2 separate regions of the Homo sapiens genome follow, and region 2 is linked to region 1. Evidence: chromatin loops called from intact Hi-C (ENCODE). Cell type or tissue: dorsolateral prefrontal cortex. All regions are shown on one strand.

Evidence for each region. Peaks named below come from ENCODE experiments on the same cell type or tissue, not always from the same donor. Only the 100,000 strongest peaks of a DNase experiment are listed, where the experiment ranks them.
Region 2: a loop joins it to region 1, with 2.8 times the contacts of the local background. A loop is called at or near these places in 5 of 110 quality-filtered maps.

The regions. Positions count from the first base shown.
Region 1 is chr9:132,065,342-132,073,341 of GRCh38, forward strand. All of the region lies in intron 2 of MED27 (mediator complex subunit 27), which reads right to left. Among named protein-coding and RNA genes, the nearest start is that of MED27, 11 kb to the right of the region's middle. In dorsolateral prefrontal cortex, no CTCF peak of the experiment used is centred here; a DNase peak (open chromatin) is centred at 3,460; H3K4me3 peaks cover 1,038 bases; H3K27ac peaks cover 3,181 bases.
Region 2 is chr9:131,957,823-131,965,822 of GRCh38, forward strand. All of the region lies in intron 3 of MED27 (mediator complex subunit 27), which reads right to left. Among named protein-coding and RNA genes, the nearest start is that of MED27, 120 kb to the right of the region's middle. RefSeq lists an enhancer at 7,253-7,754. In dorsolateral prefrontal cortex, a CTCF peak has its summit at 3,593; DNase peaks (open chromatin) are centred at 3,449 and 3,866; H3K4me3 peaks cover 1,329 bases; H3K27ac peaks cover 4,079 bases.

The sequences.
Region 1 (8,000 bases):
TGAAACACACAGACACACGCAAACAGGGAAAGGAGAAGAGCGGCGGGCATCTCAACTTATGAACCCAATGGGTGACCAAGTACGATTCCTGTTTAAAACAAACAAAAAGGTGCAGGGGTGGTGCCTGTCTTGACACAGTCATTCTTTTGTGCCCCCTCCCACCCCAGTAAGGGGCTCCTGGGCAGTACCTTTCTCTTTCATGAGACACCCCGCAAAGATGCCAGTGAGTTGCTCAGATCCCAACTTACCGTATCTAGAGCTTAACGCACACAAGGGTGCCTGCCACTCCCGAATCTGAGAGGCCTGCAGCTGCCTTCCTCATAAAGGTCAAGGCAATTCCTCTAAGCTATGTCCATGCCCGGGCTGGGCCCCATATGGCTGTCTGTGGATCACACCTGTCCCCAGTGATTCCCTTTGGTATGTCTCATGGACGGACCACTGGTCCTGCTGCACTGATGGGTGTCGCCCGGGGGAAAAGGCAGTACCTTAATGGGCCTCAATGGTAGAAGAAACCTCTCTGCTTTTCTGGACATTCTGCTGACATTCCCTTTTATAGCTGCCAAATACTGTTGGTCCCCGTTAGAGGGCTAGCAGCATGGCCTTGGACAAGTCACTCTCTATCAAATGAGATGTGATGCCCAACCTGGTCACCAAGGTCCCCTAACAGTCAAAGGAAGTACAGTCCCTGGAGTGTGCTTGGAAACATGGCAGAGGTGGTGCTCAATTACTGCATGCCTGCTCTGTACTCAGTGCCAGGCATGCCAAGACGACTCCAGTCCCCACCCTGGAGAACGGGGCCAGACCCATAGAGCAGGCAGCCGCAGTGTGGTCAGCGTGACTGCCCAGAGGCTGTGGGGCAAAGCCGGCTGAGCTAAGCTCTGCTTGGTCTTCATCGAAGAGACACTTTATCAGGGCTGGAGGAAAGAATGCATTCGCAAAAGTGCAAGGCATTCCAGGCGGAGGCATGGCGAGCAGCAGGGCACAGCTGACCTCTGCAGGCTCCTTGCAGCTGACCCAGGGTGCATCTCGCAGAGCAGCCACAGATGAGGCTGGAGGAGACTTCAGAAACAGCCTCCAATTCCCAGGGTTGAAACAAGTTTGGCAACGTGATAAAAAGACAACAAAGTTCTTGACTTGCCAGCAAGTACTAGATGAGCAAACCGTCCCCAGTGTGATGTGAGGGTCTTAGGGAGTTCCCTTCACCTGGAGAAGTCAGCAAGGAAAAGCAGAAGCTGAGCCAAGACCCTGGCCAGGGACTGGCCCCAGCAACAGGCCTCACCAAGCCCAAGAAACTGTGGTGAGCTGGTGCCTCCCAAAACAAGTAAGTGACTGCGGCAAAGGAAATGCAGAGAGCAAGTTCCAGAAGCCAAAGAAAAGTGCAGTGAGCAGGAGGCAAAACAGATGCCCCAGCTCCCCTCCCGCACACAGGCCAGAAGTCCTGAGCCAGCGCAGAGGATCCCTAAGATTAGCACAGAGCATAGTTTGGGAATCTTCTACTGCCAGAAAGAAAATGAAAAAAATAATAAAAATAAAAATAAAAGCACATAGCAGCCAAAGAACTGGAGAAGAAGCCTCCTGGCACTCACTCCCAGGCCTCCTGCCTCTCAGTGCTCCTGCACCTGACAACAGCCACAACCAAAATCTGAAAAAGTTAAGGTGATGCAAACAGAGGCAGATTCAGAAGGAAAAGAAACCACAATCTAAAAATGACCGAGGAAGAGACTCAGAGGCTCCAATTTCACTCCATTCAAATACTGTTTTATTGCACACTTAGAAATCGTTAATACAAATAATTACCATTTATTAAATGCCACTGTGTGTCCAACGCTGAACTAGAAACTTGATATACAGTTTCCAGTTAGATGCTTAGAACAGCCCTGTGAGATCAGCGCCATGCCCATTTCACAGTCCAGCAGGTGTCAGGTAACTGGCCCAAAGTCTCAGGGCTAATACAGGACAAGCCTTCATCTTGCAGGGAAAACAGACAAGTAAAGGCAATCATGGGGTAAACACAGGGAGCACCTAATTTGGATGCATCTCAAAGCCTTGCTTCCCAGAGATGTTTAACAACTAAGCTGAGACCTGAATGACTAAGAGTTTTCCACAGAAAGAAAGGAGGAGGAAGAACAAGTGCAAAGGCCCCAAGACAAAGAGATGATGGCCCCTTGGGGAACGACAATTACTTCTGTAGACTAGAAGTGGCAAAAAGAAGAAGAGCAGGGAAAGTGGGGAGAGAGGAAGCTGTGCACTAAAGTCTCCATAGACAAAATGCAGGATGTCTGGGCTCCATTTTCACGTATGGACTCCAGTCCTCGCCCCCCAACCAAAAAAGCAAGCAAGCATGCAACAAATTTAGCAAAATGTTCTTTTTGTTGTTGTTGTTGTTTTGAGACGGAGTCTTGCTCTGTCGCCCAGGCTGGAGCGCAGTGGTGTGATCTCGGCTCATTGCAAGCCCCGCCTCCCGGGTTCACGCCATTCTCCTGCCTCAGCCTCCCCAGTAGCTGGGACTATAGGCACCCGCCACTATGCTTGGCTAATTTTTTGTATTTTTTAGTAGAGACGGGGTTTCACCGTGTTAGCCAGCATGGTCTCCATCTCCTGACCTCGTGATCCGCCCACCTCGGCCCAAAATGTTCGTAATAGTTGAAGCTAGGTCATTATTCTCTCACTTTTGTGCATATTTGAAATTTTCCATAATAAAAAGTTTTCATAATAAAAAGGGTTTCTTCCCCCCGCAAAAAGGGGGGAGGAAACAAGCTAGAAGAACAAGTGGTGCTAGACCATGACGACAACAACGGGCCTGTGCTGGGGCTGCTAACGGTCAACAGGTCATGTACAGAGACTCCCCCGGGCCACACACTCGCATGCAGTATTCACATCATCCTCACTGCTACCCTAAGAGGCAGGACTACTCGTGGCATTTTACAGATGAGGAAACTGAGGCTAGGTAAGCCGGCCAAAGGACTCGGGCTCCCGTGTACTATTACTAGAAAGCCTCCAAGTGCCAGCGAGGGAGCTGGAATTCATCCTGAGAGAGAGGGAGGAAATCACCGAAGAGTGACAAAATCAGATCTCTACATTTTAAAGATCCCTCGAGAGCTGCAGAGTGGAAAATAGATTAGAAAGGGTAGACTACAGGCCAGAAACCAGTGGGGAGGCTGCGGCATTGCCCTGAGCAATAATGGAGGCCCGGGGAGAGGCAGTACCAGTCAAGATGGAGAGGGAAGAGCTGAGAGGCTGTGAAGAGGGGAAATCAATAGATCTGTCAGAGGGTGTGAGGGACAGGCAGAAGCGACGGATGACACCCAGGGATCTGGGTAGGTGGCTGGCTAAGGCATCCCACCACGAGAAGCAGGTTGGTGGTGGGGGTGAGGATTTCAGTTCTGGACTGCTTCAGTCTGAGAGGCCTGTGAGTCTCCAAGGGCAGCTGTCCAGCTGGGCCCTTTGATACATGGGTCTGGATGTCGAGGGAGGGAGCCAGCCTGGTGATGGAGTTAGATGTCATTGTGTGTGGCTGGCAAGTGAAGCCACAGAACAGATGAGATGGCCCAGAGAAGGGAGAGAAGCACTAATAACCCAGCGGCCTTCTCCCAAACCAAACCACCATGAAGAGAGAAGACAAGAAAACGGGAGGCTTCTGTACATGTAATGATATGCTTCCTTCCCACCACCAATGTGCAATTTTGCATAAGGACAAATGACAGAGACAATTTCCTTTCTATTCAACATTCCTGGAAGAGAAGAGGAAATGCCCTTCATAGGCTCTGGTTACAATGTACAGAAGGCTCTGGACAAACCACACAAACCTGATCATCCCAGAAAAGGCTGATGGAAGAGAGTCAAGCAGGGTATCAACATGAGTCCCCATGGCCAGTGGCTCCCAGACGGCAAGTTGACACACGTCCAGCAGCCTCTGCAGCCTCCCTGGGGCCGGCCAGTGAGGCTTCCAAAGACAGTTCCTGCTCTTTTACAGAAAAGAATGAGGGAGTCACAAACCTGATTCCAGGCAACAATAAAGTGACTATTTTCAGAAACCACAACTAATAAGTAGAACATAAAGACATGGAATTGGGCCAAAGCCTTGGGATAGAAACCGTTTAGAATGATAGGGGCATGGCTTGATTTTCAGTAATATTTACCTGTGGTGTGTCACAAGAGGCGAATGCTGTCTGCAGAACCTTTGCAAGGTAATTTTCCACTAAAGTCCCTGGGGGCTGCTGCTCCACTCTGGGATATTCTGAGATGCTCTGGAGCATACAAAAAGGCTGTGTGTACTTCAGAAACATTACTGGACTAGAGCTGAAGAGGTGGAAATACTCTCCATTCCTCGGATTACAATTTTGTTTCCACGACCACAGAAATGCAATGATGACTCCAATGAACCTCTCCAGGGCAGAGCTGGAAGGGACTGAAGAGATCACCCAGCCCAACCCTTCATCCTACCGATGAGGAAGGTGAAACCCAGTGGGGGAAAGCCACTGGCAGGAGGCCACATAGCAGGACAGTGGAAGGCCGAGACTGAACAGTGCTCTCTAGAATGCTCTGTCAGAGTTCTCCTGACTGCACACCGCCAGGCACAGCTTCACCGTTCATATTAAAATGAGCAAGAATAAAGGACAGTCGCCGCAAGCACGCCACACTGGGCACCGGCCTAGGTCCCTCAGATGTGCTCAATGCCTTAGTCCCCACGACAGCCCCGGAAGGTGGAAGCTACTGTTATCCACATTGAACAGAGGAGGAGGCTGAGGCAAAGACACGTTCTGCCACTCGTCCCAAATTAGAAAGCTGGGAAAAGGGGGATAAGGATTCAAACCCTATAAAGTCTGACTCCAGAGCCCTGCTGATAACAAGCACCCAGTTTACAACCTGGAGAGAATCCAAAAGTTCTAAATTAGCCTTTGTGTTCAGATATTGTCCTAAAGAAACAGGGCTTGCCGAGCATGGTGGCTCATGCCTGTAATCCCAGCACTTTGGGAGGCCAAGGCTGGAGGATGGCTTGAACCTAGGAGTTTGAAACCAGCCTGGGCGACATAGTGAGACCCCCATCTCTACAAAAAATTTAAAAATTAGCTGGGCGTGGGTGTGCATGCTTGTAGTCCCTGCTACTTGGGGGGCTGATGCAGGAAGACCTCTTGAGCCCATAAGGCTGAAGCTGCAGTGAACCATGACTGTGCCACTGCACTCCAGCCTGGGCAACACAGCAAGACCCTGTCTCAAAAAAAGGCTAAAAATCCCAGACTGGCCCACAAGACTTTTCCCACCAGGTAAGAGGACTATAAAACAGATCTGATTTCCTAGCTCTTACTGAGTACCAAGATGAGAAGAGTCCCCTTTGGTGTGCACAAATATCTGCCTGGGGCAGAATATGCCCTTCTCACCTCCTCTCCATGGTCCTCTCACCACTCCTGTGGTTTGTCCCCAGGATCCTCGCCCTGCCTTTGCCCCTCGACTCCCACACCCCCCACCAAACCCCCAGTCCCTTACCTCCACCCCCAGGTTCTGTGAGGAAAGAACTGCCCCCCACACACTAATTCATATTAATGTGTGAATTGCTGTCTCACTGGAAAAGGTGCTGATTATTCAACAGAATCTCCAATGTGAAGAACTTCAGGAGAATAGCAAAGTCAGGTGTGGGAGGCCTGGTGAGGGAGCAGAAGCCACTGGAAGATGGGCCACCACTGCCTGGAACCTGTCCTCAGCATCGTCTTAAGACAATAATAGCAGCCACTGGAGAGTACTGACTCTGTGCTAGCTTAAGTGCTTTACTTGTATCACCTCATTTTGTCCTCATAACACCTTTCTGAGGTGGGTACAATTATCATTCCCATCTTAGAGAATACAGCACTGAAGCACAGAGAGGTTAGCCTCACAGCTGTCAGGTAACACAGCATGTGAGCCAGAGTGGTCAGGCTCTGGAGCCTACGCTCTGAACCACCGAGCAACACTGCCACTTGATGAACGAGCACACACACGAGAAACAGGCGTCCCATGAATGAGCACACACACATACGTGTAACATGCACCCCATAAATGAGCACACACACGAGTAACGCACACCCCATGAACGAGCACACACACACATGAATAACAGGTGCCTCATAAATGAGCACACACACGAGTAACACACACCCCACAAATAAGTCCATACACGTACGAGTAACACTCACTCCATGAGCACACACACATGCGAGTAACACACACCCCATGAACGAGCACACCAAACACACAAGTAACCCGTATCCCATGAACCTGTGCCCCATGAACGAGCACATGCATACAAGTAACCCACACCTCATGAACGAACACACGCATGAGTAACCCGTGCCCCATGAATGAGCACACGTGTATACGAGTAACACGCGTCCATGAACAAGCACATATGCATACGAGTAATGCACGTCCATGAACGAGCACACATGCATACGAGTAACACACGTCCATGAACGAGCACACATGCATACGAGTAATGCACGCCCCATAAGTGAGTACACACATACACACACCCCATGAACAAGCACACACACACACACGCATAACACGCGCCCCATGGATGAGCACACAAGCATATGAGTAACACACACCCCATAAATGAGTACAGAGGCATATGAGTAACATGCAATCCATGAGTACACAGGCACAGAAGTAACGCACGCCTCATAAATGAGCACACACGTGTATGCGCAACACGCACCCCGTGAACGAGCACACAGGCACTTGCGTAACACACACCCCATAAATAAGTACACATGCATATGAGTAACACGCACTCCATGAGTACACATGCGTACAAGTAACACACGTTCCATAAATGAGTACACACATGTGTACTATCACGATGCCTGGTCATTATAACTACCATTTACTTAGCACTTACTATGTGTGAGTTACCCTAAGACATTTGATGTGCATTATCTCAATCTTCGCTTCAACCCTATGATCCAAATACTAGTATTATCCCCATTCTACAGATGAGGAAACTGATACTCAAAAAGATTTTTTTCCCTTGTATCAAGGGTTGTGAGCTCAAGCATAAGCAGAGCTGGATCAGAACTCAGGTAGTCTTGACTCCAGAACTTACATCTAAGTTTTTATATTTTTGTTATACCTTCCTTGACTTCTGAATCCTGCCATGTATCTTGCTGTCCAGGAGACTGGCTGTATTTCATTGTTTTCTCTGGTTGGCTGTTCTTTTCACAATGGCTCCCACGGTATCCAGGGTTTGCAGGTGGGGAGGGAGGAGGAGGGTGTAGGGTTCAAGGCTAACCAGGGCAGTCTATACTACAGCCAAACTCACTACGCTAGCAAGTTCATTTTGAGTGATGGGGTGCTACGAAGGTTAGATTTAGGTGAAAGAACACCTTTGCCAATAAAAGGACAATTCAGAAGGGTGCTCAATCCTAAAGTCATGATGATTAAATTGTGAGGGGCATTTAAGTGATTTTCTCTCCTATTATATTCTGAAGGAATCTGTATTCCCTGAACATGTAGCAGCTATATGGAGAGAAGAATGAGTCAGGGGTGGGCCTGGTGGGAAGGAAAACACAAGTAGAAATCGGTTATACGTAACTCACAAAGTAGGATAACCCTAAGAGGCTGGTGGAATTGACTCTCCTCTTCCCAGACAGTTTTCACACTGCTGCCAAAATGACAGCCGCCACAGAACACCTGACATCAGGTGCAGCAGCTCAAATTAGCCTGACTCAGGCAACTCCAAAAAACTTCCACCAAGTCCCATTAGAAGGGCACACCAGGTGACAGATGATGTGGATAAAACTGCTACAATCAGCCTTCAAAGAGCTTATCATTGGTTCACCCAATGACCTCACCTTGGCCTTCCAAATGACCCCCAGCCCTGGCCTCCATCATAAGGTCTCCAAATTGCCTCCCATCCAAGCACCACAACTGGCTTTCTCAGTAATGGCTGAAAATGGAAATGCCCTCACTGTACTTCATCAAAAATACAAGCAAGCAAACCACGAAAGGGGTTGTAAATTAAAAAT
Region 2 (8,000 bases), 110 kb before region 1:
AATCCTAGCACTTTAGGAGGTCAAGGTGGGAGGATTGCTTGAGCCCAGGAATTCAAGACGACCCTGTCTCTATTTAAAAAAAAAAAAAAAGAAAGAAAAAAAAGACACATTTAATCTAGAGTGACAGAGAGGAGACCAGAGTCTGCCTGGAGTGCAGACTGGGAGGGGGCAGATGACTGGGGTGGAGCATGAAGAAATTTCTGGGGTGATTATCCTATCTTATTTGGGGTGATATTTACATAGATGCATATATTTGTCAAAACTCATTGAACTGTACATTCATAAACATAAAATACATAAAACTGGTATATTTTATTTTATGTAAGTTATACTTCAAGTTGATTTTTTAAAACATGCTCGGAACATGCATTGAATTCTCAGCACTAATCTCAAATATTAATAGGATGAGAGTCAAATTCAGTGGGGTTTTTTTTTTTTTTGAGATGGAGTCTTGCTCTGTTGCCCAGGCTGGAGTGCAATGGCGCGATCTCAGCTCACTGCACACCTCCGCCTCCCGAGTTCTAGCGATTCTCCTGCCTCAGCCTCTTGAGTAGCTGGGATTACAGGCGTGCGCCACCGTGCCTGGCTAATTTTTTTGTATTTTTAGTAGAGACAAGGTTTCACTATGTTGGTCAGGCTGGTCTCGAACTCCTGACTTCGTGATCCACCTGCCTCAGCCTCCCAAAATGTTGGGATTACAGGCGTGAGCCACTGCACCCGGCCAAATTAAGTGGTTTTTAATAAGTCTTGGTTAGACAAGGCAAGAGACAGGATCTCCTAGGGACTCAGGTGATGAGAACTCAGGTTGCTTTGCTCTGCAGGCTGTGTCAGTGCTAGGGAGGCCATCAGCTCCCACCGTGGTGCCAAACCAGATGAGGTTCAGCAGCTGCTGTATCACCTGTGCCTGTTGAAACTACAGTCCTGAAAGACTCAGGCACCAAGCTTGGTTTTATAATCATTGCTGCATTCCCATCTGAGCCTGTGACCGGTCTTTACAGCTACGACCTGGGTGAAAATGGACGTGAACGTGTTCAGAGATAGCTGGAGAGGAGACGCAGACTCCACGTGCTGAGCAGAATTTCAGCAGGACAACCTCATCCTGTGAAGCCCTTTGGCTCTTTATTTGCCTGTCTGGACTATTAAGAGTTTCACATGTGTTTGAATAGAGAAAACATTTTTGACATATTTAAACCTGTACATTACTACTGAAGTAAGATATTTCCCTCAAAACAATTTTTGGATAGAAAATTCTTTTCATGTTGAATGGGAACAATTAATAAAACAGGAAGACAGTGCTGTAGTTTAGATCATGAAATCAGGCGTCCAACTGCCTTGGTCCAATTCCCAGCTCTATGAAGTAGGTGAGTTACTGGGCTTCAACTCTCATTTTGAAGTGAGGACAATAACAGTATCTTCTTTCATAAGGTGGCTGTGAAGACTAAATGCGTAAGGCATGGAAGGAGCCTGGCACATTTCCTGTACAACACACATGTATACCCGCACTAAGTGGTCAGTTATATGATGAAGATAACTCAGTACATTGAACTCTGACCCAGAATCCAAGTAACTGGGTCTTTTGCCACAGTTTTCTCCACCACCTCACCTTAACCCAAAGCATATAGGGCAGTGTAATCAGCTGAAAAAATCCTGGCGCCGCTCTGGAAAAGTCTAGATTCCATCCTGGCCCTCCTCCTTGTACAGAGGGCCACAGCGGGCAAATCACCCAGCCCTCTGGCTTCGGTTTCCTCTTCTTTAGACAAGGTAATCTCTAAGGGTCCTTCCAGCTCTAGTCAGTTCGATACACATTTCCTAAAGCTTACTACATGCACAAAGAAGCAATTATACAGTTATAAAGACTGTCCATCTTTGAATGGTACATACGGTAATTATTCCAGAAAACTCAAATTAATCAGAATACCCTATTTCTTAACCTCTGGGAATAACTGGAATCTATTATGCTTGATAGATTTCAGTGAAATCTATCAGTATATAACAGCAGAACAATTCCAAGTACCATTCTGGCATAAAATACGTGTTCTTTGCCACTATCTAGGGGGGCCCATTACTAGAAATTTCTGAAGAAACTTGTAACTAGAAGGAACTATTGCAACTAAGCCTGAGGACTAAAGATGAGTATTTTAACAAGAACCCCAGGAAACAAATTTTGTAATCAAGGAAATTTACAGGAACACTACAGTTCACAAATGAATATTTGCTGTAGCTGAGTAGGCTGCCCTAATGTGGCTGTGTAGGATGCTCAGAGGGCATGTGTAATTAAAGGGCACATACCTCATCTGTCTTTCACTTGAGGATCTCAGAATAGAACAGATAAAAACAATTATTTACTTAAATGTCAACGGCTTTAGAAATAGAAGCCAGGAATATAAGCATGCAGGTCTTCGAATTCTTAAATTTCAGACACCCACTCTTGTAAACAGGAGATCTGTTACAATTAACAGATGCAGCTGTAACTCAGATTCAGTTGTGTCGTATCAATCACTCCGTTTAATGCTCCAAATATCACCATATGCACCTACCCCATGAAGGCTGTAGCTTGACGCTCTGACTTGTGAAGTGGGGTGTGTGTGTGCGCTCGTGCACACAAGAAATATTTGAGTGGGTACAGTTCAAGAGCTAGGGACGTGGCTCATAATGATCCAGCAAAGAGTCTCTCTCACTCAGATCTCACCTTTGTCTTGACAGAGACTGTAGTGAATCACACTGTGAATGAGTCAACAATGCAACAGCGTTAAAGTCAACTGCTTAGAATTGTGTTAATATAAAGGATTACATGTAAAATGGGAGATAATCATTCCATTTTGGTAAAAACACGTGTAGTACCAACATGAATAATAATGAGGGATGACAAATTGGAGCGTATGTACAGAAGATGAATACAGCCAGTAATCCCTTTGAACACAGGTATACAAAGCCTTAACAACAAGGGGAGAGTGTCTACCACAAAATAAGAGATGAGATGACACAGCTACTCCTAAAACATGCAAATGGAAGTTGCTGAGTGAAGACAGATCAATTATCCTCAGTCGATGAGAATAATAAGACAGAGTGACAGCAGGAAACACTGAGGTTAAATATTAGGCAAAACGTAACAATGGGAAGAATGCTAGCAGAGGAGAGGCTGCCAGGAGAGTCGAAGAAATGACCGCCTGTAGAGGCATGCAGGGTTAAAGCTGGACACCTGCCTCATTATGAGTGGAATTATTCCTGCCACAGCTCAGGGAAACTGGAGAAGAGTGTCATTAGAGAGGTCTCTGCTGATCTAAATGGGTACGAAAACAAGGAGGCTGAGCTCTTGCTTATCAACATTTTTAACCCTCCAAAGTAAGTGAGGGTTTTGCCCACTGGGCAACAGTCTTGACACTGAAACCCATCACATGCCCGTAAAAATGGCCCGCACGTGGCATATGTCGCAGCAGGCAAGAAGGCAACACAATGGCTGCTTGTTTCAGAGACAGAAGCTTGAAGCTGTCTGGGCGGCGGCTCTGGGTAATCACATCCCAAACACAGAACAGGATTTTTTCCCTGCCTGAAATGCTCTCTGATATTTTTCAGCCTTAATTCAAAGGTTTCTTTCTTTGTTGAGTTCAGAACAGTATAGCATGTTTTCTGTTGTTAAACAACGTAAAGCATTTACACTTGATTAGCTGTAGTATGAGTATCAGCAGGACTTGGAAACTTTTCATCATCTTCATGAAGGTTCTGAGGGTCCGCTGACAGCCCTGGGAAATAGTGTTTTTCCAGATTTCCACTGTAAATAATGGCTGACCATTGGCCTCTGTGTTTCAAGGCCTGATGAAGGCAGCAGGGCACAGGACAGAACCGCTGCTTTCGTGAACTAGCGAAGGAGCCTCATGCTGGGGAGGCGCTGCTTTCTACAGTCCCTTCCCACTTAGGGTAGCACAGCCTGGCCATATCCACAGGGGCCCTAAACACTCTACAGCTAAAAAGCCTTCTTCTGCTCTCTCTCTCTCTGAAAGATGACAATATGTGCTGTGCACCCTTAGCGCTATTTTCTCCATGAAGTGAAAGGCACTTCAGTGAATCAATCCATGTTTGGAAATATATTCCAAAAGTTGATAGATTTAAGAATTATAATGATAATCTCCAAAGGAATCATATAATCCTGGAGACAGAAGACAACTGAGAGGATAGCTAGTCTAAATTTGTTACTCGATGGACAGGCTAGCTGACTGGTTTAAAGACTTCTATCTAGTGGTAGGCAAAGCTGGGACTGGAACTCAGATCCTTCTGAATGTTTTCTTTCCCCCATACACTAGTCTGAGATAGAGACATTTAAAATGTGGCTACTGATAAGCATTGTGAACCAATAAACTCTTCCAAAAGGCAGATTTAAGATACTCTTACAGCCACATGGAGAAAAGTTTCCACTGTTATTTATGTATTTATTTTTGAGACGGGGTCTGACTCTGTCACCCAGGCTGGACTGCAGAGGCACAATCACAACTCACTGCAACCTCCGCCTTCCAGGCTCAAGTCATCCTCCCACTTCAGCCTCCTGAGTAGCTGGCATTACAGGCATGTGCCACCACACCCAGCTAATTTTTGTATTTTTTTGGTAGAGACAGGGTTTCACCATGTTGTCCAGGTTGCTCTTGAATTCCTGGGCTCAAGTGATCCACCCACCTCAGCCTCCCAAAATGCTGGGACTACAGGTGTGAGCCATTGTGCCTGGCGTGTGATTTTTTTTTTTTTGTGATAGGAGTATTATATTCTGATCCACTCTTACTTTTCCAGCAATAAATTCTGGTCATAGTTTACATGTAATCGAAATTATCCCACTAGGTTTTGAGAAAGCTTGATCTATTTTCAAACACAGATTCAAGAAATCATGAGTTTGTGTTTAAAGTGGATGCTTGGACATACTCAACTCCATCCCGGCTGGGTGCTATTTTATGCTCAATTAGTATCTGTTTTGGTATTTTCTTTAAATCTTTTGGAATAAAACAGTAATCCTGTTAAATAAATTTTTGTAAATATTCTTGGCATTCTTTCCTTTAGTGAAGAGGAAAGCTGGATGAAGTTCATAGTAAGATGGTTTCATTTTATCTGAATTTTAAGTAACTGGCTAATGATTTTCATTCCACAGATGTGGACGACATTTCAGCATTGATTCAAATACACTTGATTCATCTATTTTGGTTTGCAAGAAAGTTTCTAATATAAAAATAAAACTTTAAAAAGCCGAACATAAATTTCTAAACCTGTGCTGCAATGGCCAGTAAAATATTAAAGCATAATGTTCAGCTAAACTATTTCCAAGCCATACATCATTTTCTGTTTGGGTCCTACCCAACTGTTTCAAAGTTCATTTTTACAGTGTTCAGGGATAATAGCAACCGTATCATTCACAGGAGCCATGGCCAGTCAATTTCTACAGAGAGGAAATGGAATTGTTCCAAACAGATTAAGTTTTAGCGTAGAGAACAAAGACCCCCTGAGGTTAGCATTTCTGAAACAAAATGGCCAGAAATTAAGTTTAGATAATTTCAAGGGATATATTTCAAGTGTGACTAGCTTAAAGTGGCAGGCCCCCTAACTTAAACATGAAAATTTTTAAAGCCCCCAGAAGCAGCAAGCAGAAGAAGATGGGAACAAGGGAGACACCTATATCATGGCAAAAGTATTTATGACACTAACAGCTGTAAGGAGCCAGGCTCAGTGCCCCAGCCTCCCCTCATTTGTCCACCACTGCTGGAGAATGTGCCCTTTCTCATTAGCAAAGGTTTCAGATCCTTCATGCCTATCTCTTCGAATGCCTACGCTTAATTTTTTCTATTTTTATGAGTATCTTTTTAAAACAAAGATATACTTACATTTATTCCTAACGAGAAAACAACTTAACTTTTGTGAATGTTATGAGCATCGGCTCCTGTGCTTTATATTTATAGTTCTGTCCATCTCCTCTCTTGTTATATAAGCATTGGCTCCTAGCTGTTGTTAGTATGTGCGCTGCATGTTTCCAAATTCGTTACCCTGACAACCCGGAGAAAATGGGCTTTGTGAGAGGGTCTTTGACAGTATGGGAAACCCATAACAGCACTTTCGGTTAGGCCTCCTCTCCATACTTCTTGGTTCTTGACTGCGTTCCAATTTATTACGGGGGTTAAAAAATGAATAGTGAATAAGTGAGTGTGCCCTTCTATGATGTTGACTACCCACCCAGAGTAAGTACTGATCTGATTGTGAGGAGAGTGGAGAAGGTGGTATAGAAGCTGAAAGGGTTAAAAATATGGGCTCCAGTGAACCTGGGGAAGTAATTAATCACTCTGAGCATCAGTTTCCTCATTCATAAAATGAAGATTGTAGTTGCACCTAGTTCAGAAGGTTGTTAGGATTAAATAAGGTAATCAGTGTTAAGTGCTTAGAACAGTGTCTGACAGAGTAATCACTCAATAAATAACAGCTGCCAGCAGTGATGGTGGTGGTTGATAGCGATTGTGGTGGTGCTGGTGCTGGTGGTGGAGGTGATGGTGGTGGTGGTGGAGGTGATGGTAGAGGTGATGGTAGTAGTGATGGTGATGGTGGTGGTGATGCTGGAGGTGATAGTGATGGTGGTGGTGGTGGTAGTGTTGGTATTATGCCTGTGAAGTAATATTCAGGCTCCTTTGTGCCTTCAGTAACTCCTTCACTGCCAAGATGGTCAATGAAAATTTCAGCCACTAAGACAAATCACTCTAGCCAAGTATCAGACAGGACCACAAATACAAAACTGGGTATTTTCAATAACATAAGAACAAGAGAAAGAAGGCGGCAAGGAGAATTTGGATTGGTGATATTGATACCTAACCCCCATCCTAAATTCTCTTACTTAAACCTTGAACCAAGGACGTGCAATTCTTATAAGACAGCGGTCTGTTTTAGAAAGTGGAAGGCATAATGTTTAAGCACAAGGGATCAAACTGGTCTGCTTTGATGAAGTCCTTTCCGATACAAGGACATATTACCCATATTTTAAGCTTTCCCATGGTACTATGCTAATGCATGTTCAACGCTACATCTAAAATCCCACAACCCTTCCAGCAATTCCATACTCAGTTCTTATTTTAAACTCATTGTATTTACATGCCTACACCTTTTCAATAAAGGCTTTTTAAAAGTGAAAGTACAATAAACTTACATACATTGTGTATGCATTATGACTTTTATTTATCTGGATTTACAGCATTTGCAGGTAGTTTCACTTAAGTCAAAAAGGTTTGGGAAGGTGAAAAAGTTCAGATCCCTTAATCTTTTCTTCTGAAAATAAATTATTCATGAAGCTCTCTCCCTCATTCCCAAATGGTTAGGTTTAAACAATTGCTTAAAGTGCTGATTTTAACTGACGAACACATTATTCATAAAGCCTACAGCCCAGGAAACACTTACTTGCTAACTGGTCATTTTCATCTGATCAATGACTTCACAGAGTTGAAACATACCACAGTGGAATGTGCTTCTAGCGCGAGGCCATGGCATTAAGTGCCTGACTCTCATGAACAAAGCAAGCTGGTTAATGGTCATTTTACGGTCCACATACTACTCTGAAATCTATTAGAGTGTGGCTTAGTCAACCTTATCAGAGATGATTTGGGGGTACTCAGCACAGTGGGAACCTTCCTGTAACAGGTTAATGGATCAATTTATTTATTTCAAATCTGTTCTTTTCAAGTTGAAAAGCCACTAAAGACTTTCCAAGAGATCAGCTCAATAACCACAAGGAGAGGCAGTGATGCTGGATCTGTTGCTCTTGGTCCTTCTCTGTCACTTATGGTTCAGAGCCACCGGCTCTCTGGTGACACCACAGCAGAGCTGAGTGAGATGAAAGTCTGGCTTTGCCTCTTAGGAGTCTACATGTCGATTAAAGTCCTGGGATACCTTATGTTGCAAGGCATCACCTCACTTTTTCTTGAACAAAAAATAAAGGATTCCACTTAACAGACCCTAGGCTGTTCCCCTTTCTTGATAAATGTTATTTCAAA